Regions from separate parts of the Mus musculus genome. Here regions 1, 2 and 3 are each linked to region 4. A link is a loop called in an ENCODE intact Hi-C map of the cell type or tissue named here. Cell type or tissue: left cerebral cortex. All regions are shown on one strand.

Region 1 (8,000 bases), 140 kb before region 4:
CCTTGATGGTCTTATATATGTCACCGAAGGCTGTGAGGTGAAAGGAAGACGTGAGGTGTGTAAATATAACAAGCAGAGAGACTCTTTCAGACTGCAACTCAGTATGAATGAGCTGTTTGTCAATATCCCCAGGTCTCTGGTGAGCAACAGGAATGACTCTGAGGATACTGCAACTCTGTCTCCTTCCACCAGAGATCATAATTGGGCTATGAATTTTTATAACAGGAGAGTCTTCCTGTCGCAGACAGAGAGTGACAGAAAGTTTAGTTAACAGTAAAAAAAAAAAAAAAAAAAAAAAAAAAAAAAGCTCAGAACAGGCAGAGTTGCCTGCACGAACAGCACTTGAATAGGCATTGCCTCTTTCTTCCTGTCCATTTTTTTTCTTCTTTCTTTTTCTTTTTTCTTTAAAACAAAGCATCTGTTATAGTTTGCCAGCTAAGACCTTCAGAAATATACAGCTTATTTCTGAATGATGCTCACTGTACTGGTTTTTCTGCCCAAGGACATGAGAGACGCTTTAGCACTGTGGGGGAATTTGAGAAGCCTATAGAGGTGAGGAGAAGTAATTTATAAATCGAAACCAAATGATAGCAAATGGTATGAGCTAAAGTTGCATCTTCATGTGCAAAGAGCTAATTGGACCCATTTCCTGCCAGGTCTCTGAAGCCTGGCTTATAAACTCTGTCTCTCTAGTACTCTGCTCATTACAGACACTCAATGGGGGACCAGCACCTGCTGGGAAAAGCCCTCTGAAGGCAGGTTGTTTGTGACAAAGCAGATTTACTTATAGAAAAAGAGAGAAGAGTGTGGGGGTAGCTATGCAAGTAGCTGTTTTCAGGGTCACATTAGTTTTATCTAGTTTATCTGAATTTGAAGAGTTTGTCTCTACTCTGCTCTGTAAAATCTCAGGGCGTTTTTGTCTTCTTCTGACATATCAGCGTTTAACTGGGTCTTATTTATTACTTGCTTGCTGGTAGAGAGTAAATTTTGCTTCTTTGTCCCTGTGCCTATGTTTTGAAATGGAAGATTAGAACAGATAGAACATGCCTCTTTCTGGAACAATCTATCTTTGCCACGGATGCTGAATTATTTTAATAATATCTTGAGCCAATTCCCTCATTATCTACTTTCGTAACCTGTCCTGAATGTCTCAACTTCATATTCTAAGGGGAAAGGTGATACAGTGGAGTATCTCACTTCTGAGACTCTGGCAGCCAGCTAGAGATGCCCAGGGGAGATGTCTGCAAAACGGTTGGGGGGGGGGGGGGTGTCTCTAGGAACCCAGTGAATCCATGGAGAAGGCAGCTGTGTAAACTGTGTCTTCATGAAAACCTGAAGCCATTCCATTTTCACAGTACAACAGTGAACTTAAATTTAGTAAATTATTCTGAATGAAGTGGTCAGCTATCTATCAGAACACATGTATAACCTATAAGAGGAGTATTTTACGGGTGGCTTTATCAGGTGTCTCTAAGTTGTAAGAGCATGATTTTCCATCACTGGAACAGGAAACAACCCTCATTACCTACTCACAAGTGTTACAATGCCCGTGCTTTAGTTCCTCCAAGAAACAAAGTAAGAAAATTTTCTCAGAGGCATTCACAAAACTCATTATACTTTACCTTATACCTTATTCGAGTTACGTTGTAAGCACCCATGGGTTCCTCTGTGGTGTGTGTGTGTGTGTGTGTGTGTGTGTGTGTGTGTGTGTGTGTGTGTGTATGTGTGTGTGTGTGTGTATGTGTGTGTACATGTATGTGTGGTGCCCAGGAACATCCATGCACATATGTGAGAAGCCCAGAGCTCCATATCTGGTGTCTTCTTCTGATGCTCTATATCTTACTGTTTAACACATGATTTTTCTCTTGCAACTTGCTGACTCAGCAGGACTAGCTTGTGCACAAACCACAGGGATCCTCCTCCTTTTATTTCCCCAGTTCTGGGTTACAGGCATGGAATCCCACCAGGGATTTTCAGTGTGAGGGCTTAGGATCTGATCTCAGGTCCCAAGCTTGTGCAGGAAACACTAGTTAAGGAGTCATTTCCCTAACCTCATTATGAAGCTTTTTATTTTCCGCACAACTATGTCAATTAAATGTTAATTTTACATTTATGAATCCTAAAGATACTAATAAAGCAATATAATTACTATGCAAGTGAGTGTAATAAGAAACTACTGGAAAATGTATAGGTAAGTCTCTTTTGTGAGCTACCTCATATATATATATATATAAAATCTGTATATATTCATAATCTAATTTCCCCCTACTACATTGTAAACATAAGTAAATAACTTATCACTCAGGAGACACTTTTCTGATTTACGAAACTAAACATGTAAAATTACGCAGATTTAGAGCTAGCAGGGATCTTAGTAGTGATCCAGTGTGGAAATTTTAATTTTACCAGATATGGATGCAGAGGTGAGTTGCCATTGGCTTCCCTTGGCTCTTAGCTCCACAATGATACAGCAGGAGCAACTGCCAGCCTGCCTAAGCCTGGGTGGGGACTACACACACAAGCAGTGCAGTGATTGTTATATGAATATTAGATTATGAATTAGTATTTCTACCTTTGTCTTTAATGATGCTGTAATCAGAGACCATACTAAACAGAACTGCAAACATTTCTTAGAAAGAAATGTTTCCCTTCAGTAGGAAATCAAGTTAGAACTAGAAAAGCTAAGATTGTAGTTCCAATGTCTCATTTACTCACATTTCTGAGAAGAGAGAGAGAGAGTATTTTATATATAGAGAGAGTATTTTATTTGGGGAAATCAATTTACATGTTATTTAAGTTTCTGAAATTTAAACTATAGGTATCCATGACAAAAGGCAAAGACTCAAATAACCTATTCTTGAAAGTAAGATTTTCTCCCAGGCACCAGAGTTAGTGAAGCACGTAACAATTTATGTCTTGATTTGAAAGTAAAGTAAATTTTATACTGAATACTAAAAGTGAATGCAAGTTCAGCCACTGAATTCAATCCAATAAGTTATCCCAAATGGAAGCCACTATTCCTGCCTCATACTTTCTCCATGTGAAAGAAATCTGTCATAAAGTAAGTTCCCTCACGTTGAGCAAATTGTCCAAAATGGAATCGCTTGAGAGGATTCGTACACTCCAATAATGAAGAGATGAGCAAAATGTAAAGATGGACGCATTTTTCTGAATAATGCATGCTGTCTCCCCAGCCACTCAAATGACATAGAAGGGAAAAATCTGGGTTGCTAGATTTATAGACTAGCTATTTTACTTGTATTTCATTTTTATACATGCTTTATACTTTTACAACAAGTAAAATTATTCCCATCAAAATGTTATTTCTACTCAAACAGAACAAATAGAACATTCACAAGAAGTCAGGGATCACAGATGTTTGAAAAGTAAAGGTTTGCCTTCACCCAGATTTGTTTTTATGACTGTTGGGGGTAAACATAATTTTCTAGTAACGCAATTAGCAAAGGTAGACAGTTGACAAGTGGCAACTTCATAGAGTAACTGGGACAGGAAAGGAGACAGCACTTAGCTAACCATACCCCCACACAGCTACCCAACACCAAGGTTTCTGTTCCTTCTACCCAACTACTGAATTTATCAAAGCACCAGCTGGCTCTGTAGGTAAAGATGCTCCCGGGTATGGAGCATGAGCACCAGAGTTCAAGCCCCAGGACCAACTCGGTTCGGGGAGAAAACCCATGCTGGGATATTTGTCTCCCTCTTGCCTTTCAGTGATGAGCAATCCTCTGTGGACCCAGAAATCAGAGACTAGGACATTGCTTGTGTTCCATTTACCAAAATATATTCCTCTGCGCAACTTGGACAGAGCCACCTGCAGGTACGTGCCGGTGAAATTAGTGACCTTTGATAATTATAGCCCACAGTGCTCCACTTCTAAACTAGGCTGACTTTCTGATTTGTACCAGGGCTCCAGGTCCCAGGCTCCACGCTGTAGTTTAAGCTCTTGCATACAGGTGGAAAGGTGGAAGGCGAATGGAGAGGATCAGAGCCTTAATCTAGCCCTTGTTCCCCCTCCTCTTATCTCCTGTTTGGACAAATGTTCTGGGAAACATACTCGGGATGGGAATGGCTTGAATGGAGAGGAAGAACTTAAGAATTAAAAAAAAAAAATGTATGCAGTAAAAAGGATGTGGAAAGAAGAACCATGTGTGGTTAATGTCAATTTTTTTTTTTTTTTTTTTTTTTTTTTTACAAACCTTTAGGGATTCCAGTGCGTTCAGCCATCTCAGGAATCCAAGGTGGAAGTTAAAGCCTTTCTATTGCCTTAAGTCAGTAGATGATGCACACCCTTGGGTCACTGTATGGGACAAATGTCTCCGGTGCAGACAGGTGTCGCACACGCCCAGTGGGGCCCCAGGCGGGGATCCCCCTCGCACCCCCTCCCCTGCTACCCCTGCTTTCTCGAAGTGCTGGAGCATGCCTAGTGGCCGCTCTGGAGCCACCAAGGGTTTTTGCACTAGCTCACACTCCGTTTCTCCGGGTTTTATCCAGAGCCCGCGGGGGGTGGGCGGGGGGCTGGGGGGAGCCCGTAGAGCCTGGCGGCCTGGGCTACACCAGTGGGGAGCGCGTACGGGGCTGTCTCCCGCGCGCTTTAAGGTTGCTCGGGAGATGCTGGAGCGCAAAGCCTGGCTGCTGCTGCTGCTGCTACTACTGCTACTGCTGCTGCTGCACCTGGCGCGCTGAGCACCGTGCGGGGAGCCCCGAGGGCCGGCGGCGGTGCGGGTGCGCGGGTGGCGGACTGCGGTAGAATGAAAGCCTGGCTCCTCCGGCGTTGCAAGCCACCGCTCCGGCGCGATCAGGTGCTGGCAGCCAGCCGCCCGCCGCTCCACTAACTTGCCACTTGGTCGCATCTGGTGTCTGCATTTTCGGGTGGTGGTGGGGGGGCGGGGACAGTGGGGAGTCCGAGGATCTGCGGTAGTGGAAAAGAGGGATCCTGCAAAAGAGGGAGACTACTTGCTTCTGCTGCCGCTCTCCGTCCCCTCCCTGGCGCTCCCCTTCCCCCCCCCCCCCCAAACCCCACCGCTGCCGCCGCTGCTTTTCTCTTCCGCCAATTCCGAGAGCGACGGGGCGTCTGTGACATGCGATCGCTTGCCAAGTGACGGTCCCCGAGTGTGAAGTGCCCGCGAGGAAGTGTGAGCTCCGACGCGGGCGGCAAGGGGATGACAGCCATGAAGCAGGAGCAGCAACCCACCCCAGGGGCCAGGGCAACCCAGTCGCAGCCAGCCGACCAGGTGAGAGTTGGCCTCTAGGGACTATCCCTCCAGGGAGGGGTGGCTCCAATCAGTGTCCCCCCCCCCCCCACACACACACATTAGTCCCTCAGGATCCGCTCCCACGTTTGCCTCTCTTCATCTTCCCTCCGCCCGACTCCCAGGCTCTCTTGTCTCATCCATGGACCCAGCAGGAACTTAGAGCAGCCTAGTGCGCTCTGGCGTCAGAATGCTCAAGGTGGAGAGCCGTGGGGAAGCGGGCAGAGAGGTAAAGGCTGGAGATGTGCCAAGGCAGATAGGCTGCTGTGGGATGGAGGGGTGATCTGTTCTACCGTGGGGAGTCTTGACTTCTGCTGAACGCATTTGGAATGGATCTAGCGCTGTCCTGGAGACTGGCTCTTGAACAGGTCCAGCCTTGTCTCACTGGCTCAGACGCGCGCTGGCTGGAGATACTGAAGTAGGCAAACGACCTTTAAGCTATTAGAGTTTCCCTTCTGTTTTCTTTTGAGAGGATCATGATGGAAAAGCAGGGTGGGAAAAGAGGACTTCTCTAGTCTGCCGGGTGAAACTGAGCATGAGGGAATAAAAGGCGTTTATCATTCAGAATGGCAAGGAAGGTCTGGCTTTGGTGGTTTGTTGGGTCTAGATGTGTAGCGTCTGCTGAACTAAGGTGCCCTGCAGAACTAAGGTGCCCTGTATTGGCTGATTGGTTATTACTGTCCCCTTTGCGTCCTTTGATACCTGCCACCCTTTTTGGGTTGGTGTTGTTTGGGTCTTTAGACAATCTGTAGCCTAATGTTATGGAGAAATGTCTGTTTCCTGGGTCTGGTTTGGGGGAGATTTGAGAGTTGAGTCACGCTTTTTCTAAAGTTGGAGGGATCAGGAGCGAGGCGAAGCTCTCTCAAGGAGGACGGAGGCTGTAGAATCTGCCTGAGATGCGATCATATTTACATCAATTACAACTGGACTAAGAGGGCCATTCTTGGTCAGCGCAATGCTATGGAGCTAGATGATCCCGCAGCGAGATGCAGGAGGTGGAGCGCCAAGCTCTTTGCCCAAGGAGCGCACTGTCGGTGGAAGGCTGCTAGAGGCGTTTTAAGCATAGACACTCAGCTCACAGTTAGAAGTGCAGTGACTGGGCTGGGGGACCATACAAGGCAAGTAGACCCCAGCTCTTCAGCTCTTGGTATTCTAAACACTGTAGCCTTGGAGGAGCTGTCCAAATTGCCCAGAGCGATGCTGAAGCAGAGGAAGGGATGCCAGGAATGTTGTTATTAATATTCCAGTCTTGGTCATCTCCCCTGGCTTGTGGTCTCTTTCCTCCCTCTCCTATCCCATCCCATCTCCCTGCACATGTGTTTCACACAGGTGGAAAATTTCAGTGCTTTACAGCTCTCTCTGTTTAGTGAGGTAAAAATTGCAGTTTATGAAGCGTCTGCAGCCTTAAACCACCCATTCTTCGCCCTTAGATAAGAAGGCAAAGATTAAAATATTATTTATTCCACAATGTCCCCTCTTCTTATACCTCTTCTTTGCCCCCCTCCCCCATCAGCACACATCACCATGTAGAGACTGGTTGGCAGACTTATTGAAAAATATTTCAGGAGAGGAACACGGATGTAATCTTCCCTTTTAAGGCTGAAGTCCTTAAATTTTATCCACAAGGCTTGGACTCTCGACTGCTCCAGGAGGGATGTAACCGATAAGAATGATTAGCCAGGAGAGAGTCTACACATGAAATTTTTGCTCACTAACCTGTGACACCAGCTGGTAACTTGAGGTGCTGCAGACAGCTTCTGGAAGGGTGGGGGAGGTTTGCAAGAGGCAAGGCAGATATACAGAGGCACACTATATATATGCGTGGCAAATCCCTTTGTCAGGATTAACCTGACACTTAAAATTCACATGGTAAGAGAGGTTCGAACGTGGATTCATTTATTTCCCTAGCATGAATATTGGTAATGGCTATTTCAGATATTCAGAGAGTGGTCATCTGCAGAAGTCTAATTCTAATTGGGTATTTAAAAGAGATTCTGTGCTTGCACATGATTTCAAAGTGTGAGTAATATGCATACAGTCCATGTATTGGAAGAGGGTGATTTTTGTAAATGCAAAGTTAGGCTGATATAACTATTACATTAGCCTCAGAGGATACTTTCAGAAATTCCTGGGGAATCCTTGTAGCTAGGACTCTCCTTGTTCAAAGACTAATATATAAAATGATGGCCATTGTGAATGCTTAAGTTATGGTCTGAAACAAAGAATTGAACAGATTCAGTCACTATGCCTTGAAAATTTTCAAATAATCAGACAATGTTCATGTCATGCTAGATATGTTACAGTAATTGTACTGGCTGCCAGAATACTTCAAAATAAAAATTCATAAATTTAACTTAACTTTTACCTTCATGCAGTTCTTTTCGGTGATTAAACAGGAGGCGTATTCCAGCTACTCACTCAGTGTGTATTGATTCTGAGTGATTTAGACTTTTGAATGTTGTCCAGAAGGTCTTTCACTTTCTGTGATAGTGATTTTCATGAGCCTCATAGATGCCTTGCCCTGTGGCATCTGACATATATGCATTTAGCACGGGGCAAGAAAAGTCATTCTTGGGAATGGTGGTGGCTAGGGGGTCATTGAATCCGGAAACTATCGTAGCCTATAAAGGGCTCCTTTTCTCTGCTTCCTCTTGTCATTTGCTGTCCTCTGTCACATTCACCCTGACTAGAGGCAAGGCCTCCTAAGAAAACAGCAGGGGCTGTGCACAT
Region 2 (8,000 bases), 290 kb after region 4:
TGTGTGCCCTCAAGATTTTCGCTTTGTTTGAGTTCCTGCCCCACGTTTCTTAGATGATAGACAAAGGTATATATAAGATAAAATATACTCCTTTTGTTCCAGGTTGCTTTTGGCCATGGTTATTTTTCTGAGCTATGGAAACTACATAACTATAGTAGCTAAAATATCATGGTAACAAGTATGAAGGAGCTGATAATACTATATTAGTAGTCAGGAAGCAAAGACAAATGGAAAGGAGCTGATAATACTGTATCAGTAGTCAGGAAGCAAAGACAAATGGGAAACTGAAAATAATCCCATGAAATCACCTAATTGAGGCTAAAGGAAAAACAACAACAACAAAAAACCCTCAAGTTTGCATTTACCTAAACTTGCCCTAGCTTGCAAGGGCATTCCTGGGAATATGTGATGTTTCCCCATGGGAGACTTTGTCCGTATATTTAATCATGGGAGAAATATATGATTGGTACTTCTCATTAAATATTTTGGTGTCATAAATAAAATTTGTACCCAAAAGTCTCCTCTGTGCCCACATGCTGTCATAAAATCCAGATAGAATATATCAAAAGAATTTCCTCTTAGAGAAAGCAATGTTTCTCCATGTACAAAACCTATGAGCTATTATGGAAATTCCACTCTCTTAATTCTACTACTAGTAGTAGGGACAGAGCCTGGGCCCAGACAAGTTTTGCTAATCATCTTCAACATGCCAATCAAAGGCATAAACACAATACTGAAAAACATTAAAAAAAGGAGATTATTCAGTGTTGCCACATTGAACAGATAGATAAAAAAGAAGATGCTCAGTGACATTTTTATAACAGTCTTTAGAGATCTGACACAGGTTTATGTTTACAATGAGGGCAAAGGCTATACATAACCATGGAGTCCAGTAAAGGTGTGGTATAGCCATTCATTATGGCCACAGTCTCTTCTCCAGTATTTCCTGCAAGGTTATCTCAGAAGTTTTGAGTCTTTTTACAAGAAATGAATTTCCTGAAAGGACTCAAACTTTTTCTTTTCTCATTATGAAATTTCTCACAAAACTTTAATTTCTTATGAGTCCTTGTCTCACTCTGATAGTCAAAGTGAGGGGTGCAAGAGTCTCCTTAGGATCTCCTCATTCCTGCCAAGATAGTTATGAAATGTGACAGACGGTTAACAGTGCATAAAGACAAAATTAGAAAATAGTGCATGTGAGTCATGTTTGGATAAAAGCATAAATATAGACATGATTATTTTATTTAAGTATGAAATTAGGAATTGAGAGAATGATTCTGCACTGCAGAAGCTCTAAAAGATAAGATCAAACAAATACAATGAAAAATAACCATGAAAAATGCTGCTACTGTGCCAAAGTCTGGGCTACCCTCCTGATCTGTGTGTTTAGGATAGGGGGTATGTATGTATGATGTGCATGTACACATGCATATGGAACATAGAGGGCAACCCCAGATTATCTTCCTAATCTATACTCCCCCTTTTTATTATAGGCAGTGTAAAAGCGTGGGCCTTCTACACCCTTCCTTGTTTCCAAATAGTGACATTAAAACGTTTATACCTATTAATAAGCTTCTTGCACTATAAGTAGGCAGACACTGAACTATTCTAACCCGGACTATGATGACCTTAGACTCTTTCTCAGCCTAATTCCCAGCCACAAGGACCATTACCTGCCATCCTGGCTTTCTGCTTCACATTTGTCTCCATGGTGACTCCTTCCCAGAGTTCCTTTTTCTCTCCCCTGATGTCCCATCTTACTATTCTGCTATAGGTCATATACTTCTTAACCAATCAGAAGGTGATGGAAATCACTGTTTACAAAATATTAAGGCAGGGAATGTTCAACAGTTCCAAATATCCAGCCTGTAATTAGATCACTGCCAATTCAGAACTCAGTGTCTGAATAATACAAGAGTAATCTTTACATAGTGAACAAAAACATTACTCCAAGATACTAACCTGGTGCTTTCCAGTTTTGCTAGACTACCTGGCCAGCAAGCTACAGGAATCTCTTGTTTCTGCATTCCTAGAACTGGGATTACTTTCAGCATTTGTACATGATTTCTGGGAATCAAAACCAGGTCTAATGGTTGCAGAGTAAACGCTTGACTGACAAGCCAAGCCCCCCACCACAGACCAGGGATCATTCTTTGCAGAAATCGGATCAGTGTTAATGCATTAGCTCCCAAGACACTGCAAAGGAGGGAGCCAATGTATGTAAGCAGCACCATAGCTCCATGTGTCGAGCTTCAGAGACCATTGCTTGCCCTGGGCACCTTCACACCTACTAAATGTTTGAAGAAGCCAGAAGCAGTTCCTGTGTTGCAAATGCTCTGCCTATCACTGTTTTCTAGATTTTTGGAAGCCCAGTAATGAGATCCATGGAGATCCTGGGCAATCTTGGTATCCAGTCACTCTGTGGCTCCTGCCACCACCGTTAATCTAATATACAGTATCTAGAAACCCAGAAGAAATAGCACTGTTCTCCACAGGGGCACTGACACTGTGTCCTCCGCTCTGGTTTTCACAAGAATGCTGCCTAAGATACTTATACTTTAAAAGAATTTGCAGATTATTGTACACTTTTGTTGCTATTAAAAGTATACATTCACATGAATAACATTAAAATGGATAACTTTACAATTTTTTATTTATTCTTTGACTATTTCACACATGGAAACAAAGTATCTTGATGATAGCCACTCTTCTCTCTTGGTCTTCAGCTCCCTCTGATTGCCCCCAACACATCTTCCTCCCATCTTCCTGCCCTTTCTTCTTTGTACAATAATCCATTGAGTCCAATTAGTACTATCTATATAGTGTAGGGCCATCCATTAAATTGTGGTCAATGTCCCTCAAAAAATTAGCTCTCTCTCCACAAGCAGACATAAGTGCAGATGTCTCCTCACCTACAAGATGAATCTGTGAACAACTTACCGTAATGCAGAGAATGATGCTTTTGTTTTTGAATAAAACAAAACAAAACAAAACAAAATTTCTTGATAACTTTTAAACTCTCAGAGAATGTTTAGAAATTATTTTTATATATTTCCTCAAAAAACTTATGTGAAGTATTAGGTGTATATGTATATATTTGACTGTCTGTTTATGAGTGTGTGTGTGTGTGTGTGTGAGAGAGAGAGAGAGAGAGAGAGAGTTCACATGTATGTGCACGTGTATTTTATAACTGAAACTTTATATTCACAAAGGCATTGTAAATTAAACCATTTTCACCTTTAAAAACTAACTTTCTAAAGATCATTTTTCCATCAGAATCACATCCCTCAAGTTCAGTACAGACTATTTTCCAAGCTATTGTCTGAACAAAGCAATCTTGTCTAATTGCAGTATTATATATCGTGCTCTTTAAAGGTTTGTTGTATTTACAGATCAGAGCATGCAACATCACACCTGGGTTGCTATAGAGATATCTAAATTTTATCAAAACAAACAAAAAACCCACGTTTAACAATACTTGAATCTGTAATACATCTGTTAAAAAACTTAATATAACTTAAACACCCACCTTAGTTTTGCATAAATACCATAGGAAAAAGTACCAGTGCAAGAAGACATCATGTGCTTTTGAATTAGGTACGTTTCTAAGTCTCATAACTTTTATTCTGAGGCATCCACTTTAGTGACTCATTTCCTTGAATTAAGGCTAGAGAGAGAAGCTATTTCTTTAAAAGTTTTCAAATTTGACTTGTCAAATTATAGAGTGATGCCTACGCCCATCTTTAGTAGTTTAACATGAGGCTTGGTTTGATTAGACGACAGGAGATGTGCCTAGGTAAGCAGTTCTGGTCAAGGTGTGATCCCACCCATTTTTGACAGTCAATTTCTAGACTCCCTTCTCCTCTGCAAGGTGGTTTTGGATGTTGGAAGAACTGTGTTCCTTTGGGTGGTACTAAGTTTCAGCCTTTCCGTCCCCACTTTGAGATTTCTAGGGACATTCTGCATTCATTGTGGTCCATTCAGCCTTTATCTTTCTAGCTTAAGATTTCCAAGGAAATTCTTGCTCCCTATGTTCCATTGTTTCAAGAGTCTGAGAGTTAAGGGAAGGGAAGATATGTCTCTTTAGTATCTTTTTCCTTGTATCAACAGTTGCAGGTTTGTTTGCTTCTATTCAAACCCCCATGGGCTCCTGATTTTAATGATTTGCACACTTAGCATAGTGGTACACCTTTTAGAACACACTGAGACAAGATACGCAGCTAAAGCTCACTGCACAAAGGAGAATCAGAGATCAGATCCTCAGAACGCATATATAAGTACCTCACAGAAGTACCATCCTTTTGTAATTCCAGACTCCTCCTAAGAAGACAAGAGATCTTCAGAGCAAGCTAGCTAATAAAAGTAACCACAGGTGCAAGTTCTAGATTCAAGTGAAAGATATCACCTCAACAATAGTCAGTAGACAGGGACCCAGGAAGAATCTCAATATCAACTTGACACCACCACAGGCATCCATTCACATAGGAATGTGCATACACACATGCATGCAAACACACACACACACACACACACACACACACACACAAGGAAAAAAGAAATAAAACAATAAAAATTATAGCACATAATTTGCACCTACCTACTCTATTTTCTCTCAGCTCCCATGTTTTTATTTGGCATGTATGTCTTCTAAATAAGATGTGTTTTGTGATGGAAGCTCTTTTGCAGATTTGTTGCTCTCCCCATGCTCCAACACACTGTTTTTTTCCTTTGGCTTCAGCTTTAGATCCTTCACAGACTAAGACACCCTCACCATTATTATCTTCTAGAGTATCTTCAACTGAATTCCCAGCTCATAATTAAATGTTCATTTTTCTCACAAAGAATGTTTTAATTTCGTTTTTAAGTTGTTCCTACCATATGTTGTAAGCAAATTCTTTCCCTTGATCCAGCTCTTTCCAGATCCAGTCTTCCTACCCACTCCACTTTATGTTCTTTCTCTCTTAAAGAAAAGAAAACCAAAACCACTAACAAACTATATAGCAAACAAGCACACAGATACACACACACACACACACACACACACACACACACTCACTCACTCACACGACACAGCAGAATAAAACAAAAAAAAAAGAAAAGTGAAGCATGAGTTTCTTTTGTGTGGCCAACTGTTTTTGAGTATGCCTCTTGTCTTCTGATATGGTTAATATACCCAGGGACACTCCACTGAAGAAAATTGATTTGTTTTCCCTCTCTCAGCAGGTATTAATTGCAAAAAGATTCTTGATTGTAGGTAGGAGTTTGTTCCCACTGTCATGTAGCCCTGCTGAATTTTCTTTGGTTTGGGCTTATATAGTACTTATAGGTACTATGTGTCTCTGTGAGTTCACTCTTTTAATTGTATCATTCTTGTTGTATCTGGAAAAAAGTATTCCCTTGCAATCATATACCTCCTCTCCCTCTTACTATCTTTCTGACTCCTCCTCTAGACAGATCTTTGAGTTTTGAAAAGAGCAGTGTGGTACAGACATCCCATTGAAATATGAGTTCTTCAAAGTCCTCACTCTGTGTGTTATCCAGTCTTGGGTCTCTTGGTTAATTATCTTCTACTACAAGAAGTTTCTCTGATGATGAGTGAGTGAAGTATATACCTATGGATATTATGATTATATATCATTAGGAATCATTTTATTGCTATTTTCCTCAGCATACTACTACTACTACTACTACTAATAATAATAATAATTTCTCTCATAGGGACCTTAACTAATGGTATAAAATATGGGTTCCATCTGATGGAGCAGGTCTCAAATACAATCAAAAAGTGTTTGGGTACTCTAATACCATTTATGTAACTCTTGCTGCTGGGGGTATATTTTACAGGAAGATCACTATTGTAGCTCACCAGGTTTGTAAATTGTTGACCACTTTTCTAGAAGTGTCTATACTACTTTCCAGCAAGGTGAACGGTACCCAGAATGTTGAAGCTTCTATTTGAGCACCATCCTATTTCTGAATGTTTGGTGACATAGTCTGTTGTGTCTTCATGAAAACTTTCCTAAACGTGCTTATTTAACTTTACTCTTGCTTGCACAATCTGTGTTTCTGTAAGTTAGAGCATATGGTTATCTGCTAAACAAATGGCTCAATTGTCTAATTAGGTAAGTAGCTCATTGAAAATGGGGACTATCTTAGATTTTTCACAAAAACTGAAAATGCTTGGGATATGTCATTAACTAGTAACTATGTGTCTAGTGAATGCACATTAGAGAGTGCAGTCGTTTAGGTTCTAATGCCTTCCAGAAGTATCCAGCAGTGTCATCTTTGCCTCATTTTTCTCTGTAGCAAGACTGACCTTGGAAATTTGTCTATCTGATATGCCAAAATTCATTTGTGGCTATCACTGTGCCCATGAGGTTGGAAGAGAAGAAGCTGAGAACAGTTTCTAGTGGAACCTATGTATAGTATAGTGAGTTGACCTCTTGTGTGGTTTCCCTGAGAGGTGATGCTACTAAAATCATCTTAAACCTCTATTTATTCAAATTTAATCATCATTTGTTTATGTATTACTTTAATTTTTCAAGACAATGTCTTATATAATTCAAGCTGGCTTCTGATTTCCTGTGTAAGTATGACATTTAACTACTTACCTTCCTACATCTCCCATCTCAGAGCTGGAATTGCAGATATGTACCACAGCCCCTTGGTTTTGCAAGGTAGAGGATCTAATTCATGTGTATCATGTCAATCTGTCTGCTGTAAGTATTTACTTAGCCCCATGCATGTTTATTTTAAAATTTCTCCAAATTTACCTTCAAAAATTGGCCATAAATTTAGGAAAAAAAAACTTCATATTTTGCTCCTTATCTTTTCTCCTGTGTAAGAAGAGCATGAGGACTGTGAGTTTTGATACCAAGAATTGGGGATGGCACAGAGAAATTCAGGCAAGTGCCATCTCTTCCATCAAACTGTACATAGATAGAAAAACAATAACAAACAAACAAAAAGTTTCCTACATTTTCTTCAGTGGTTGCAGGCATTTGTACTTCTATGAAGAACTACTTACCCATGGTCATGTACATAATGCTTATGAAGCTCCTAGCTATGGACACACACACACACACACACACACACACACACACACACACACACCATGAAAATAAAAGATACACTGACTGAGGAAGGAAGGTAGGAAGGAAGGAAGGAAGAAGCATAGCAAGAGGAGAAAGAAGATGAGAGAAATGAATGGGGTGAATATAATAAAAATATTTCCATTTATTTATTGATTGATTTATTTTTATTTTTGTTTTAGTTTTAGATGGTAATTCATATATTTTGAGACCAAATCTCATGTGCTCCAGAACTTGCTATGTAGCTGAGGATGGCACTGAACTTCTGAACCTTCTGCCACCACCTTCTGATGGTGCAACATAAAGATGCATGAAAATGTTTTAAACCAGTCTCCTATTCGAGATAATTAATGTATGCCAATGAAGTAAATAATAAATTATACTAACCGCTAAGAAAAACTTTGCTCATACTCTTTTTATTTAATTTTGATTTATTAGATGGAATTCAGCTTTAAACTTTGTTATAGAAAAATGAAGGCTCCCGGCTGCTTTAGAATTTAAACTTGAAAAGGGTTTCACATGTGTAGAGCTGGCCTCCTCTAGAGGCACTTCCTGTCACCATCATTAATATCAAGTGGAAGAGCCCAGGGCTCCTTTGCATTTATAAACTTTATTCCTAATGGATCAAACATGTTTTTTTGTTTGTACACATGGTCTCCCTCTGAGCATGCTACTTCCTTATAAAATCTCAGCTTGCTGACTTAATTCAATTTGTGCTCAGCATGGCCTTCATGACCATCTCAGAACTCACTAACATATTTGTTCCTCCAAGATAGATGGAAATGGTGGGTAGGGTGATCCCCAAAATAATCACATCATAAACCCTAGAACTAGGGAATATGATCTATGGTAAAGTGAATTAAAACTGATTACCAGTTGGTTCTTAAACCACAAGAGTACTGCAATGTA
Region 3 (8,000 bases), 280 kb after region 4:
CAGGCAAGAGACAGTACTCCTGTAATCAGAATTTACTAATTCTACATAGTTATGCGTTTTAGTAGGAGTTTCCATGCATGGACATAATGCATTTTGGTCATGCTTGCCACTGCTATTACCCTGTCTTATTCCTCCTAGTATTCCTGATCCTCTTGCCTTTCCTGAAATAATTCTAGTTATTCTACTTTTGTGACCCACACACAGTGTAAACTCTTTCCTTTTATTGAAAAATTAGTTAGTTCTTCTGTACAAGAAGAGAGGTAGAGTTATTTATAGGGCCTAGGACTGTGACTAGTGGGCAACTCTCATGTCAGTGGTTAGACAGTTAAAGAAAATGTATGTTTCTCCACCTAGCACTCTTTACCTAGGGCAGGGGTAGAGTTATATGAACCATTGTTTGCTTGCAACTTTTAACTCCCTATAAACTCTCAGGTAGAGGTGATATCTCCTAAGCCTGTTTTCTCAGTCAACCCTCAACTGACTGCGTATAAGCCCTCAGGTGTGGAGGAGTCCTCATGTGCCTCCTTTCCCTTCATGATGAATTGTTGAGAGGCTCGGGTTGATGTAGGTCTCACGTGTTTAATCCCAGCTGTTGAGATTCTCATAGTGCAATACCTCATCATGCATGGAGGACATCATCCCACAACACTGTACCCTTTCCTTCAGCATGAATATTTTTTTCTGTTTGCTCTCCATGATGTAAGAGACTGCCCCTTCAAGAAAAATCTAAAAGTTATTATAAATAGAAGAGTTGCTAGTTAGGCTAAAATAAAGCTACAGGATAGCTAGCAAGTTCTCTTATGTAATTGCAGAGAGTTTTCCTCTGGATTTTATTTTTTTTTTTTTTGGTATGTTTGTTCTTTTTTGTTTTTTTGAGACAGGGTTTCTCTGTATAGCCCTGGCTGTCCTGGAACTCACTGTGTAGACCTGGCTGGCCTCGAACTCAGAAATTTGCCTGCCTCTGCCTCCCGAGTGCTGGGATTAAAGGCCTGTGCCACCACGCCCGGCTCCTCTGTATTTGAAATCTAATGGTTTACATAATGAAGTACTAGGAACAGATGATTTGAATTCATTGCATCCTATGTGGATTTCAGAACATAAACCACAGATGCTGGCTTGATTCTTCAGTCCAGTTTTGTTTAGTCCAAAGTCATTAAATCCTCTATGTTATTCACATCACGTCTTTAAAATATTTTTTTTTTCAAAATGCACAGCGAAAATGAAATAAATGAGACAAAGTGTGTTCAAACGTATGTTAATAGACATATGCTTAGAACAATATTGAGACACGAATCTCCAGTGCAAATTCATGACCCCAGAATATTTCCATTTTTGTAAGTATCTTTTTCATGTAGAAAGTGACCTTCATTCTCAGTTTTTGCATGAAATTCACAGTCTCCATCTGCTTAGGCGTTGACCTATTTTCTTTGTCAAGTTTTCAGTTGAGATGAGAATCAACTTGAAAGCATATTTAAAGGCATGTGGGAAAGCCCAATATGGGGTTGCAGCTGGTTCAGACTTTCTGTTGAAATTCTTATGGCCTGGTACAATTTAAAATCTATTTATGTACTTGTCATGAAAATGAAAAAAACAATCAGAGAAATCTCATTTGCCAGAGTTTACACACACACACACACACACACACACACACACACACACACACACACATATATATATATATATATATATATATATATATATATATATATATATATAATCAAAAGATACATTGTCCTGACATTTTGCTTAAATTATTTAACTTTAAAGTAGTAAACTAGCCCAATCACACTTGTGTTTGGGTTGACCTTTATAGTGTTGGCAAAAAATAGTGACTTCAAAATTACAACAAAAAGTCTCAGCTTTCAACACTTAAAAGATGTAAGATGCTATATAAAAACATATTTTCTTTTCCCCAAGACTTGAAATTCTGAGAAATCTGATCCTCTAGACACATGGAGGTGGGGTTTTCTCAAATTACCTCCTTAGAATCACCAAATGGGGAACATTCTTCTCTTCAATTCTTAATATATTTCTTATATTGTGTCTTACTTTTAATATTTTACCAGCTTCTGTAGACTTTTCAGATTGGAATAGTGACTTGAGGTAATATGGACCTCTCAAACAAAAGATTTAGTGAAAATTGTGCAGTCCAGCATTAATTTCTAGATTCAAAGCAAAGCATTCATGAGAGTAAGTCCAAGTTACAAAATAAGTGGACTAGAGACTTTTGTCGATGGGATATAAACCTCCAGAATGGCCTGATGCTCCAAACCTATAATCCCAGCTATTCGTGAAGTAAACAACTAAACGAGTATAAATTAAAGACCAACCAGGGCTATAGGGCGAGGGTGGGGACAGGCTGAAGGCTTAAAAAGCCTGTCTCAAAAAAGGGGGATTCAAGCTGAAGTGATGGCATAACAGTTATGATATTTGAGTACTGGGTGCTCTATCAGAGGACTAGGTTCAGTCTCAAGACTCATAAGGTGGCTCACAACCAGCTCTAACTATGGTATAGCGATCCGCTTCTGATCTCTATAGGCAGCAAGCATGGAGTGTGCAGGCAAACTCATACAAATAAAATATTAGACACTTTTCTCAATGTAGGGACTCATGGGGAAGAAAAAAGATTTCAGTGAGATATAGGGTGAATGAGAAAGAAAAATAGTGAGTAAAACTTTAAATGAGTCATTACATGTATGTACAAAATTGTAAAACAATTTGAGAGGGAGATAGGTAGGCAGGTAGAAAGATAGAGAGGTAAATACATAAATAGATGTGTAGAGGGAATTGGCTAGGGATATAGCTTAGGCGTTTTATGCTTGCCTACTTGTGCATGGTACCATGTTCAGTCCCATTTCATGAGCAAAAAAAAAAAATGGGAGCATAGGAGAAGATAGCTACTATTTTATTTAGAAAGATATCTATAGTAAGTGTATAGGCATCCAGGACTTTTCATTCTGGGACAGAGTGATAGCTGAGCTAGAATCAATAAATGTACCTTTTTCTCCTTTGCTTTCTACCTTTGATGGCATAAGTGTCCAAATCTATTCCAAGCTTAGTTGAAAGGAATCACTAGCCAATAACTCTATCATTTTTTATGTTTGTGCCTGTCTAATAAGGAAAGGGAGATTCCCTATCTATATAAAACCCTATCTCTGTGATACCAGTTAAAGCAAATTGCTGTTCTAGGAGGAATGGTACACTGATTTATTTAAAATGCTCAAAATTGATCTCTTTTAGATGCTAATGTGAGAATTTTGTTTCCCCACCTGAGATTAAATTTTCTTTCTGGGGTTTTGCAATGCTGAGTATGTGGCAAACATGTAGACCGTTGTGTTGGTGATAGACAAACTCTCATTTATGCCGTCTGTGTTTATAGGCAATTTCAAACACTTTAACTATAAATTTGATCTTGTCATTTAGGAAGGCTCTTTCCAGGACAACAGTTCTCTCACTCACACAGATTTGTCAATGTGATCAATATATTCTGATAGCTAAGGCTGCTGAGCTCTGCATTCTCTAGGCTGAATTTGTTTCTGTGTTTCACCTTGGACTGTTGTGGACTCTGACATGTTCTGAGCATGTGAAAGAAACATCAGGAGATTTTTCCAAAGTAGTACATTTTAGGAAATGATAAAATATGTGGGAAACCTACCTTTAAAGTAACTTCACTGATTTAAATAATGTTGGACAATATCTAAATTAAATATTCAGCCTAGAATGATAGTGCCAGTTCATAAAATCCATGAGTCTGAGTTTCTATGGATGATGATTAAACAATTATTAACAGACATTTAGGAAGGCCAGTATCTCTCTATGACTATTGCCTTTAATATTTTCCTTCTTTGATTTCAGACAAGAAGGTATTAAGATATAGAGTCAAACGTTACTTTCATTTTAATTTCATAGATTTTGAAGCATGAAGTCTGAAACGATGTCTCTCTAAGCATGATGACTCAGAAGATAGAAAAAGAAGGACTTGGATCAAATGTTCATAGAGTTGTTGTAGCCTAGACTTGTAGATGAATAGACTTAAAGAGAAATTGCCATGCCAAAAGAAATTCAGAGAAATTGAATGTGAACATTTCAATGTACATTACTGCATTATTCATCTGCTATCTAGATATTGCTTTTTTATATATATATATGCAAGCCTGGTGTCATTTGACTTTCAAAGTATATCCTGTAGATATCTTAGCTCTGGTATACTGGGCATAAATTATGAAATTACACCACCCCATTTCCGTGAAACCTTATATCCAAATGTAGATTGTATCTTTCCGCCTAGATAGCCAGCCTGCTCTTATAGATAATATGAAACCAATGTAACTTTTATTTGTAAATGGGAGTCATCATAATTTTAGAACTAATAAGTATATTAACTTAGCTTGATTAGTTTTTTTTTTCTGATCTGTCATTTCACTCATGTTAGTCTTCCTTAAACAAACAGAAAACCTCTTTCTCAATTTGAAACTAGAATGAATAAATCTATTAAATTATCAAAAAAATATTCTGATTCTTGAAAGTAATACATTTCCATGCATTTTTGGTAGATAACAGGATCTTAAGTGGGACAGGACATTGAATATATCATTAAGTTAGAGGTAGTAGTTGTAGAACTTGTGGTATATTTCGTTATACCTGTGCTATGACTGTCCTAACAAAGAAAATATTCTGATTTTTAACATAGTGATCTATGTATACATGATTTGTGTTCATGAAAGCATTGGGAGAAAATTGTACATCCTCTTCTGGAACCTTGAGGTTTTCTGATTGTGCTTTGCTTTTGTATATATTTAGTATCTTATTCAAACCTTCAACTCTTCTCAAACAAACCACACCATTGAATTGAGGAATATTTCTTTTTTTTTCTTTTTCTTTATTTTTCCCCCCAGAGACAGGGTATCTCTGTGTAACCCTGGCTGTCCTGGAACTCACTCTGTAGACCAGATTGGCCTCAAACTCAGAACCCTGCCTGCCTCTGCCTCACAAGTGCTGAGATTGAAGGCATGTGCCATCATTGCCCTGCTTTGAGGAATGTTTCAATGGTTATTATCATTCACTCTTCTACCAATGGACCAGTTCTGAGTTAACAGCTCAGGGTTCAGCTGCCATAAACTTAGTCATGCTTTGTTACATGTAGGAGGTACCATACTCAACACCAGTTTAGCCCATTCATCACCTCTTCTCACTTTCTCACACTCATACACATACTGTAAAAATAATCAGAGTTAGTACCAAATTTTTTCTATAAGTCTGTCCATTGAATAAGTAATCCTGTCTTTTCTTAATGCAAATGGTTACAAAAAATAGTCTTGTTCCAAACCTATTATGTATCTAGAATTTATATTTGACAAAACTCAAGTTGTTCAAAGTGATTAGAATTTTTTAAATTATATTATGCAACAAAATGGTCACAAGTCAAAATTCACCCTCATACACATTTACTATTAGAAAATTTAGACACAAAAATCAGGTTTATTCTCTTATTCAATTGCCCTTGTCTCTTACTGACACAGAAATTTAATATTTTGAAACCAAAATGTCCAAGATTAACATCCTTTTGTATGTATCTGAACACTAATGTTAGTTTAGAGATATCATCAATTTGAATTTAATGGAGATACATCCATCAAATATGCTCATTCCAGACATAGAATTATTTCATGTGTTGGGCAGAATAGGCTGGTATATGCTGGCTTCACAAACCAATCTCATGGTCCCACTAGCTGCACATAACCTCAGACTTCAGAGCTTACTGCTATGGCCAAGTGCTTCTGGATACTCCCACAATACCTCCTTTGTAAATAGCTATACACCTTTAACAGTTTATTCTTCCTTGCAGTATTTCAGCTTCCTGAAATTTGCCCTCCATGTAACAAGGTCAATTGAGGAGGAAGGACAGGCTACTCAGCAGATACTGTCATTTGTCTAAACTTGGTTTAGCTTTTCTAGAACCTTACACAGACCACTTCCAATGTCCAGACCTAGTTTTGTGTTAGACTCTCTTTCAAATACAATGGTCAACAAAGGTTTCATTGTCTCCTGCTTTTATAGTCCTAGCTTTGATCTATCTATGGGCATACACAGGCATCTAAAGAGAAAAATAATTTTCTTCCATGGGAGTCTGTAGACACTGCCTGCTTTCTTTTTTTTTTTTTCCATTTTAATTAGGTATTTAGCTCATTTACATTTCCAATGCTATACCAAAAGTCCCCCATACCCACCCACCCCCACTCCCCTACCCACCCACTCCCCCTTTTTGGCCCTGGCGTTCCCCTGTACTGGGGCATATAAAGTTTGCGTGTCCAATGCGCCTCTCTTTCCAGTGATGGCCAACTAGGCCATCTTTTGATACATATGCAGCTAGAGTCAAGAGCTCCGGGGTACTGGTTAGTTCATAATGTTGTTCCACCTATAGGGTTGCAGATCCCTTTAGGTCCTTGGGTACTTTCTCTAGCTCCTCCATTGGGAGCCCTGTGATCCATCCATTAGCTGACTGTGAGCATCCACTTCTGTGTTTGCTAGGCCCCGGCATAGTCTCACAAGAGACAGCTACATCTGGGTCCTTTCGATAAAATCTTGCTAGTATATGCAATGGTGTCAGCATTTGGATGCTGATTATGGGGTGGATCCCTGGATATGGCAGTCTCTACATGGTCCATCCTTTCATCTCAGCTCCAAACTTTGTCTTTGTAACTCCTTCCATGGGTGTTTTGTTCCCAATTCTAAGGAGGGGCATAGTGTCCACATTTCAGTCTTCATTCTTCTTGAGTTTCATGTGTTTAGCAAATTGTATCTTAGGAGGGCATCATCCTGAGTGAGGTAACACATTCACAAAGGAACTCACACAATATGTACTCACTGATAAGTGGATATTAGCCCCAAACCTAGGATACCCAAGATATAAGACACTGCCTGCTTTCAACTCCATTCCTTAGGTTTTAGGTGACTCCTCAAAGAATCCACAGCCACATGGAACTCTATTATTTTCCTGTTTCCATATATATGTATATATATCATATATTTGTGTGCATGTGTACACATATATGTGCGCACACATATACATTATAAGAAGTGTATTTAGCCTTTAAAGGCTGATGTGAATATCTACAGCAGAATTCTCACATATGTAGCCCCCAGTGTTGTTCTGTCTTAGATCATGAATACCAAACTTCACTGCAGATCCTTTGGATCCCAACATGATGAATTACAGTAGAGAGTTATGCCCAGTGATATGCATACATTTTAAAGAGAGAGCAAGGAAGAAACATGTGTTTTAATGTTTTTAATAAATGCATCTTCTATACTAGACAACTCTTCTCTTCTGATGTATGCCTTAACAAACTTCTAGGTTCTCTCTCTCTCTCTCTCTCTCTCTCTCTCTCTCTCCCTCCCTCCCTCCCTCCCTCCTTCTCTCTACTTCTCTCTCCTCCCTCTCTTTCTCCCTCTCTTTCTCTCTCCTGATCTCTTTTACTTTCTCCTCTCCTTTCTCTTCTTTCTCTCCTTTCCTTCAATAGCCTGATCCTTCCCCTTCCTCCCTCCTACTCTACCCCTCCCCCTCACTCAATCTCTCTCCCCTTTGTGGCACTGGTCTTGATCTGTCACAGATACATGGGCAGCCTGAGTCCACAGAGATAACTCCTCTGTTCTTACCTCATTCCCAAATAAAACAGAAACAAACTCGGAGAGCTAATGCAGGAATGTCTCTGGAGTATGGAGGATGCAGAAGTTTCACTATTTTTGCTAATAGTGTCCTAACAGGAACCCTGTGGAAATGAGCCCATTGCCTACAAAGCTGACAGATGTGCCTGCTGAAATTCTAAGTACTGAAAATCTAACCCATTGTCAAGTTACTTCATCCAAACCAGCCTGCTATTCAAGAATTATTTTCAGAAAATTAAAACAATTTTAGGAGCAAATTACTTGGAAAATATATACCATTAATTTCTTTTGAGGAAACATTTGTTTCACATTTATTTTGTGTATGGGAGGGCATG
Region 4 (8,000 bases):
CCAAGTGTTACAATGATCACTCAGAAACAGTGTTGATGAGATATTTTTAAAGATTTGTCTCTCACTCGCTTTTTATCTTTCTCTGTCTCTCTGTCTGTCTCTCTCGTGTGTGTGTGTGTGTGTGTGTGTGTGTGTGAGAGAGAGAGAGAGAGAGAGAGAGAGAGAGAGAGAGAGAGAGAGAGAGATGAGTATGTGCATATAGTGCAAGTAATCATTTAATTTAGCTACTACACTGTGTTTGTTTTTAATGAATGGTGGGAAACCTATTTGAAATAAACCTGCTTTGTTGAAAAAAAAGTGTGCACTGTTTGATGGTAAAGTATATCATGTATCATTTTGTTGTTTCCAATCTTTTCCTCATACATTTTGACCAGCAGCTGACTGTTCTTCAAGGATTCAGTTCTTCGTGTTATCTTCCATTGTAGTGATTAGAAAGGCAGGATGACATTGTTGTTCCAAAGCACTTTGGCAGAGTCCTTTACCTAGAGTTAATGAATTGGAGCTTCATTTACACCAAGACAGCATGTATAAAATGATGTCACCTTCTCTGGTAAAGAAAATAGACTGTACTCCTTAAAATATATCCATCCATTTATAATCCATTCACCTTTGAATAATTAAAGATGTTGCTGAAGAGAAAACTGATCCTAATCAGCTTTCAAACTGCGATCGTGCCTGTGCTGAATCTTTCTTTTAAGAACGTATATCTCCTGGAGCATGTTATAATTACAAAACTCCTTCTCTGTCTCTGCAGGAACTAGGAAGTAACAGCCCTCCACAAAGAAACTGGAAGGGAATCGCCATTGCCCTGCTGGTGATCTTGGTGGTATGCTCACTCATCACAATGTCTGTCATCCTGTTAACACCAGGTAATCCATTGCGGTTCCTCTCTTTGAGTGGCATTATGGTAGATATGTTCATCATGCCTTACAAAGGTCGTTCTTTGTGGTTTCTTTGGGCAGACTAATACAGGCTGGATTTTTTAAAAGTACTATTAGATTATTTGCCTAATGACATGGTGATATTTGTGGATTCAATATTTTGTGGGCATTTAGGGTGAAGCTGGATCCTGAAACATGTAAAAGAAGGATGCTAAGGAGATTCGTGGTCTCCATAACTATTTAAAGAAAGATATGTGATTCATTTTTGCACTCCACAATTTATAGTAATTTTATTAGGAATCATCCCAAACTAGAAATGAATCCATATATCCTTCAAGTAGCTAATGCTTGAACAAATATGTAATAAAACAGTATTCCACAGAGAAATGAGTAAATGCTCAATGTACACAAAATTCTTCAAAATGATAGGGATGCATGAAGCTAAGTGCAAGAAACCAAACCCAAAATTCTATTAATTATACATAAGCATTTATATAAATGTCATTTATATGGCCTTCTCAAAAAGAAAGGGCACCTGTAGTTCAGAAATGGGGCCTTGCAACTGTAGTTCAGTTAGAAGGGTGCTCAACCAGCATGTATGAGACCCTGGAACCTACATCCAGGACTATGTAAATAGGGAGTGATGGTGCAGAGCCTTAATCCTTGCAGCTGAGTTTAGATGTGCAAAAGTCAGAAGTATGCAATTATTCGTAGCTATATAGGCTGTTGCCAGCCCAAGATACATAGGACCCCAAAGGAGCAAACTCTTATGAGTAAGAGTCACTTTGAATCTGGTGACAAAATTGTCCTGAGTGTTGAGTGAGTTGGTTCTGTGGTCTTTGGAAATGCAGTGACTGGAGTAATAGTCCCTTTTGGCTTTTGTTGTGGCTGGAAACACGAGATCATGCCATGTGGAACTGTATGTACTTCTGTGTATGCTAACCTAATATATGGACACCGAGGATCTGAGAGGGTAGAGATCATATCACAAGAGACAGATCAGAATGTAGAGATCTTTTCCCTTTGTCTCTTCTTCCAGTGTTGTTACTGGTATCTTGACACCTTAGACTGATGAGAAAGCAGTAAAGGAGAGGCTCCACAGAGCGTGTTGTGTGAATTATCGCTGTCCAGGAAATTGTATTTTATCTCTGATTTCTTCAATACCCTTTCTCTTTTCTTCCATCCCCTTTGGCTCTCTTCTTTCCTTTCTTAGTCTCTCTAGAGCATAAATAAAATTTATTTATTTTTAGTATTTTACATGTTCAGAAATCAGTGCTTTTACAAACATAGAATATTTCAATGAGTATTGCCCCAATGATAATTTTTGGACGGGGTTATTTACATAATCTTGTGTGGGAATTTTCATGCACTTAGTTTACCCATGGGCATTACTTTAATCCCTAGGAGTTACACTATGCTCTAGTAGGGGTTAAAAAGTGAGGCAGAAGTAACAGGCACCCCAAGCCATCTTCCAGAAAAGCACAAAGCCAGCACACTTCTGTAGCCCACCTGGGTATCTTCTGCAAAGACAAGGTGCCCAGGTGTGCTTAGTGTTATGCAAATGCATTCATTTCTGGAATAAATCTAGGTCCTTAAGTACATAGACTGTCATTAGATGTCTTCTATTTTCCTCCTTGTTAGTGAGGCAAGACCTTTCCATTGAGTCCATAGTTTACCTTAACAAAATTGTAACCTGTTGCTAAGCATGTTGCATTTAAACACATCCGCTCCCCCACCACCAACTTCACCATTATCTAATCCCTGTAAAGACAGTGAACTTATTTCCCATTAAACAAATGTGATTAACAGGAGCTCCATTTCAGAGTCATTTACTCATGTAATTATAGTGACTAATTACACAAATGACAGTTATCAATCACTCCAATGGGCTACTTGGTGAAATATTCCATCTTTTAAAAATATTGACTTCCAAAATATGTAAACTAGAAAAAATAAATAGTTGGTAGTTTTTATTTATCTTCTGGAGAGACTGAGAAAGAAGGAAGGTAGCCAATGAGGGAGGGAAGAAGAGAGAAAGGTATCTGAAGAAATAAGAGAGAAAACCCGATTTCCTGGAAAGAGCTGGCTCACCCAGCTTGCTCCGGGGAGCCTCCCCCTCACAGCCTCATTCGTGCATCTGTGGTTTGGAGTAATTGAGCAATGTGATGGCATTAATAAGTGACTGCAGCATGCCAAGAAGCTCCGCTCCAGGAAGATGAGCTTCTGTTCAGATGGTGTTTCGCTTAAACATAAGAATTTGAGCATAATTACAAAAAATGAACCATTTGCTTTTGCTGTCTTGAATGCATGCCTATCCCCCAGATGCAGAAAAAGAAGGCCTGGTTCCAGAATTTCTGTGCTTCTTTTGAATTCACCCATTCAATGTGATTCTACTACCTCTCCCTCTGTGGCTCACTCAGGATTTTTTCTAACTTAGTGATTTTAATACATATATGCATTAAAATGGGAATCATTAGAATGGCTTGCACAGTATGGTTCAGGAAGTCAAAATGGCTGTATGACGTTGGAAAGGTTCAATTGGGTAGTTGCCCAGTTCCAATCTGGTGTTGAAGGCCTGGATTATTTCTGGATAACTGTTAGTTTTCAATCTATATTGGAAGCCCCAAAAAGCTGGTTCTAATATAAGTAAAAGAAGGTTGCAGAAATAGGATGGGTGAGCTTACAGGATGGGGAGAAGGTAAGTTTTGGGCTCAACTGAAAGTTCCTACTCACAGATAAGATGACAAATGGAAGAAGATATCTGATGTTAGTCTATGGCATCCACTCATTTATGTGTACATGTGTGGTTACATACATGGAAACATGAATGTGTATGTATGTATCCACAATACAACATACACAGGAAAATCATTTGGTAGGTAAATGTGAAGATTAAACCATAGTATAGATATTCTGGTATTGGCTGGCACTCCTACTCTTTTAAAATTTAAATATATAACCTCTTCCTGTTACACAAACACATAAGTCTAGATATTCTCCCATCCCCAGTCCAAATACTGAATTGCATATGACATTAACCATACAACTGAAATCAACAGTTATGGTTTTAATTTATAATTTTTCAAGTGTGTTTCACTTGGAAAGGGAGAGATGACAGAAGGAGATAACAAAACAAGATGGCATAATGGTGGAGTGGAAGAAACAGAAAGGGAGAGAGAGATAAAGACACAGAGACAGAGATTTACACAGAGAAACAGAGATACAGAGGCAGACAGATACAGACACAGAGAGATGACAGTGATAACAGAGGTGTGTGTGTGTGTGTGTGTGTGTGTGTGCGTGAGAGAGAGAGAGAGAGAGAGAGTTGTCAAGGAAAGAGTCTGTTGACAGAGACAGAAGCAGACATAGTGTTTTCTGGGCTATGAAATGATCCTTTGCCTTTGTACCTATCATAAAAAATGACTGTCACATGACATAGTAAGAATAACAGCAGCTATAGTAATGGTGACCAGTCTACTGACATACAAATCCCGTTTACACACACTCTCTTTGTGTTGTTTTCACCGAAGAAAACAGTAACATTTAGATTTTGATGAGTGAAAGCACACAAGAGACTATCTAGTCTGAGAAATGATTCAGAAGCTGCTCTTCTCAAAATAGCCCCGAAGCCCGTGGGTGGGTAAGTGCTGAGGAATGCAAGCCTATATCTAGAAGAACACATGTTCATTGTAATTTTGGCTTGATTGCATATTTTATTACAGAGGTAATTTCAGACAGGTGCCTGAGTTGCCAGCTTGTAGGAATTCCTGTGCCTTGTGAAGAGAAGGCTTAATTGTTTTCAAAGACTGAGTTAACCAATCAAGTATCCCCTTTAATAAGTAACATTTCTGAAAAGAAAAATCCTGTCTCCATATTTAATTGAAAAGTTAAATACATAGGTATATTAACCAAACATACATATGCTTTAGCTTGTACTAGTTTTAAGAAATAAGTACTGGGGTTTGCATGCCTTTGATCTCAGCATTTGGAGGGCAGAGAAAGGCAGGTCTCTATGAGTGTGAGGCCAGCTGAGGAGTTGCAGTGAGAGGAAATTTCAAGATAGCTAAGACTGTCCTACATAGACAGATTCTGTCTTAAAATAAATGAACAAACAAAAACCCAAATGTAGAACAAAGGAGGAGGAGCAAGAAGAGAGGGAAGAGAGAAATAGAGATGGTGAAGAAGAAGGAGGAGGAGGAGGAGGAGGAGGAGGAGGAGGAAGGAGGAGGAGGAGAAGGAGAAGGAGGAGAAGGAGGAGAAGGAAAAGGAGAAGGAAGAAGGAAGAAGGGAGAAGGAAGAAGGGAGAAGGGAGAAGGAAGAAGAAGAAGGAAGAAGGAAGAAGGAAGAAGGAAGAAGGAAGAAGGAAGAAGGAAGAAGGAAGAAGGAAGAAGGAAGAAGGAAGAAGGAAGAAGGAAGAAGGAGGAGAAAGGTGTTTGGGAAGACCTTGATACTGGTACTTGGGAATCATTGAAAGCAATGACTATAAAGTCAACAATGTTTGTATTCTACAAACATGATACAAAGGCTTTCATGTTTGAATGCATAGTAACTATTACAAATACCTTCATGCTTAAAAGTATTGCAATCAGTCTAATATGAATAAATTTTATTTTTAGTCCCAGATTTCCACCAAGTGTATAGCAGAGACTGGAAAGAAAGGTCATTTGTTAAAGTGCTTTCCTTGTAAGCAAGAAGATTTGAGTTCGATGGCCAGAATCTGGCTGCAGTGCCTTGTGTCTTTTATAGAAACCCTGGAAAGGTGGAGAGAGGAGGATCCCTGGGGTTCTAGGGTCATTCTGTTTGACTTCATTGTTGAACTTCAGGTCAATGAAAGACCCTGTCCACAAAGGACAAGGGCATGGAAGTTTTTCCTCAAAAGAACATTGGAGATTGTCCTCTGGCAACTACATAAATGTGCAAATGTATACAACTCGCTTCATATAAAACTAATTGTGTGTATGCACACTCACAATGTTTTTAAATATAGGATGACTATTACTATGTTCTAAAAAACATTTTAAAAGAATGTGGTAACCAATTCTGGCATGCTTGTAAAACAGGGGTGCTTAGTTTTTTTCTATTTATCTTTTCTTTTCTTCTTTTCTTTTCTTTGTGTGTGTGTGTGTCACAGTGTTTTGTAGAAACTCTTATTTAGAAATCTTATGAAAGAATTAAGTTTTAATAGTACGGTTTAAATCTCCTCAGTGTTAGATATTTCTCTCCCTCCCCTTCTCTCATACTCTCCCATCCTTCTCCTCACATAAGCCTCCTTTCCCATGGTGCTCTGTTTAAGGCTTACACTACAAGAGGAAACACATGCCTGGTACTGTAAACCTGTCTAAAAACCCATAGTTGGAAACATCACAGGCCCTGGGAGTGAACCTACCAGTACTATTTGACAAAATGAAAATGGTATCAACTGCCCACTAAGTCTCTCTATATACACCAATAGAAATAGTGCAGCTCTAAGGTTTCATCAGAAAAGTTGCTTTGAGATTAATGCAGCACCTCACAATTGATCATAATACGAAGAATAAATGCCAGTGGCCAGGCTAGTCACACAGGATGAGATTTCTATATCATATATATCATATATCCCTAAGAGCTCTTGTAGAGAAAGGGATGGCCTAATTATAAAGGACAGAAGTTGAGAAGGTCCAGGAAAACAAACAAACAAACAAACAAACAAAACAATGCCTTCTAGGCAAGCCAGGACTGTGTACACCTGAATTCAGAGGGGGTTTACTTGTTCCCATACCACCTGCACAAGATCAAGGCAGTCAACATTCCAGCAAGAATCAAGGAGGGGCTCCTGATGGCTCCTCCTAATTGAGGAGCTATTAACAGTTGATGGCCTCTGTGGGAGGAAAGCCAGTTTTATTTATGGGTGTGGACCCTGGTAGTTAAACTGTGCTCAAGTGGATGGTCCTAGACCCCCAAGTTTATAAACAGCACAAACTGGACTCCTGGGTTATGAAACAAAACTAAAAAGAGGACATGAAGTTAGGAGCCCGGAGGAGTGAGTTTGATCTAGAACTATGTGTGTGTGTGTGTGTGTGTGTGTGTGTGTGTGTGTGTGTGTGTGTACTTGTAAAATAATTAGCAGGCCATAGGATCCTGGAGAAAATAAATGCAAGCGAATGTAAACAAATTGGCCTAAGTATCAGAATGACAGTTAAATGTGCTCCAGGATAGTAGTGATATATATTTATGATGATATATCTTGACCCCTTAAAAAACTGAATTTGTGCCAGACCTCACAGCAAATGACATCTAAAGTTTTTGTTTGTTTGTTTTTGGTTTTGTTTCTGTTCTACAGTGTGTTCAGCCTGTGTAACTTTAACTTGCCTTTAAGAGACCGATATCACCAACCTTTCTTGCTTTGGATTTCCCATGGAATCAGCTTTTACAATCTAACCTAAGTGAATAGCTTTACTTTTATTATGTTCTTTTCAATGCTTCTTAGCCAACTGTGTGTGTGTTGTGTGTGTTGTGTTTGTGTGTGTTGTGATAATTATTTGCTTAAATAGGCCAACACAGTAGATGAAACCTCAAAATATATATTCGCCAAAAATGTTGCCAGCCTCATAGATGTAGGTTGATAGCATATCTATACAATTCTGAGTCAGCTGGTTGACGTTTTTCCTTGTAAAACTGCTAAAGAATTCTATAGAGAATTCATCATTCTTGTCCTGTGCCATGTTTTCTGTGCTGTTCAATAAATGTTGAGCAAAGTTCTTTGTTAAGGAGAGATAATAGGGACAGGTCAGGTCCATGCTACAGACAGACCACAGACAGGCCAGTAACCACAAACTGCTAAAAAATGGAGATATGATGACAGAAATGCAGAATTCAGTGCAGACTAATTTTTTTTGGTCAATGAAATTGAAGAGGACATCATTATTTCATTCCCTAATGTGACATTGATGCATTGTTGTGTTCTCTGGCATTACATTTATGTATAATCTAACACCTAACCTAGCTGTTTGTAATACTGACACAAAGATGGTTTCCTAGTCCTATTTACTGGGACAACAATCAGAAAAAAAGCAAGCAAAAACTTGTATAAAACTGGGTCCCTCAACAGTTCATTATGACTTGAGGAGGGGCCCACAAGGC

The links. Hi-C counts contacts between places; a loop is a spot of excess contacts. Peaks named below come from ENCODE experiments on the same cell type or tissue, not always from the same donor. Only the 100,000 strongest peaks of a DNase experiment are listed, where the experiment ranks them.
Region 1: it touches region 4 in a loop (10-fold over the local background); 3 of 42 quality-filtered maps call a loop at or near these places.
Region 2: a loop joins it to region 4, with 4 times the contacts of the local background. A loop is called at or near these places in 2 of 42 quality-filtered maps.
Region 3: a loop joins it to region 4, with 5 times the contacts of the local background. A loop is called at or near these places in 2 of 42 quality-filtered maps.

What each region holds. Positions count from the first base shown.
Region 1 is chr1:124,042,624-124,050,623 of GRCm38, reverse strand. Dpp10 (dipeptidylpeptidase 10) reads left to right here and starts at 5,065. Exons shown (of 26, transcript NM_199021.3): 1 at 5,065-5,252. The coding sequence starts at 5,181. In left cerebral cortex, CTCF peaks have their summits at 167, 4,440 and 6,987; DNase peaks (open chromatin) are centred at 5,153, 5,508, 6,200, 6,993 and 2 more places; H3K4me3 peaks cover 3,380 bases; H3K27ac peaks cover 3,180 bases.
Region 2 is chr1:123,607,592-123,615,591 of GRCm38, reverse strand. All of the region lies in intron 5 of Dpp10 (dipeptidylpeptidase 10), which reads left to right. Among named protein-coding and RNA genes, the nearest start is that of Gm24791, 220 kb to the right of the region's middle. In left cerebral cortex, no CTCF peak of the experiment used is centred here; DNase peaks (open chromatin) are centred at 1,151 and 4,777.
Region 3 is chr1:123,621,892-123,629,891 of GRCm38, reverse strand. All of the region lies in intron 5 of Dpp10 (dipeptidylpeptidase 10), which reads left to right. Among named protein-coding and RNA genes, the nearest start is that of Gm24791, 240 kb to the right of the region's middle. In left cerebral cortex, no CTCF peak of the experiment used is centred here; DNase peaks (open chromatin) are centred at 613, 1,094, 1,433 and 4,199; H3K27ac peaks cover 1,967 bases.
Region 4 is chr1:123,897,931-123,905,930 of GRCm38, reverse strand. Dpp10 (dipeptidylpeptidase 10) reads left to right here. Exons shown (of 26, transcript NM_199021.3): 2 at 755-869. Among named protein-coding and RNA genes, the nearest start is that of Dpp10, 140 kb to the left of the region's middle. In left cerebral cortex, no CTCF peak of the experiment used is centred here; DNase peaks (open chromatin) are centred at 2,590, 3,085, 4,511 and 4,879; H3K27ac peaks cover 1,694 bases.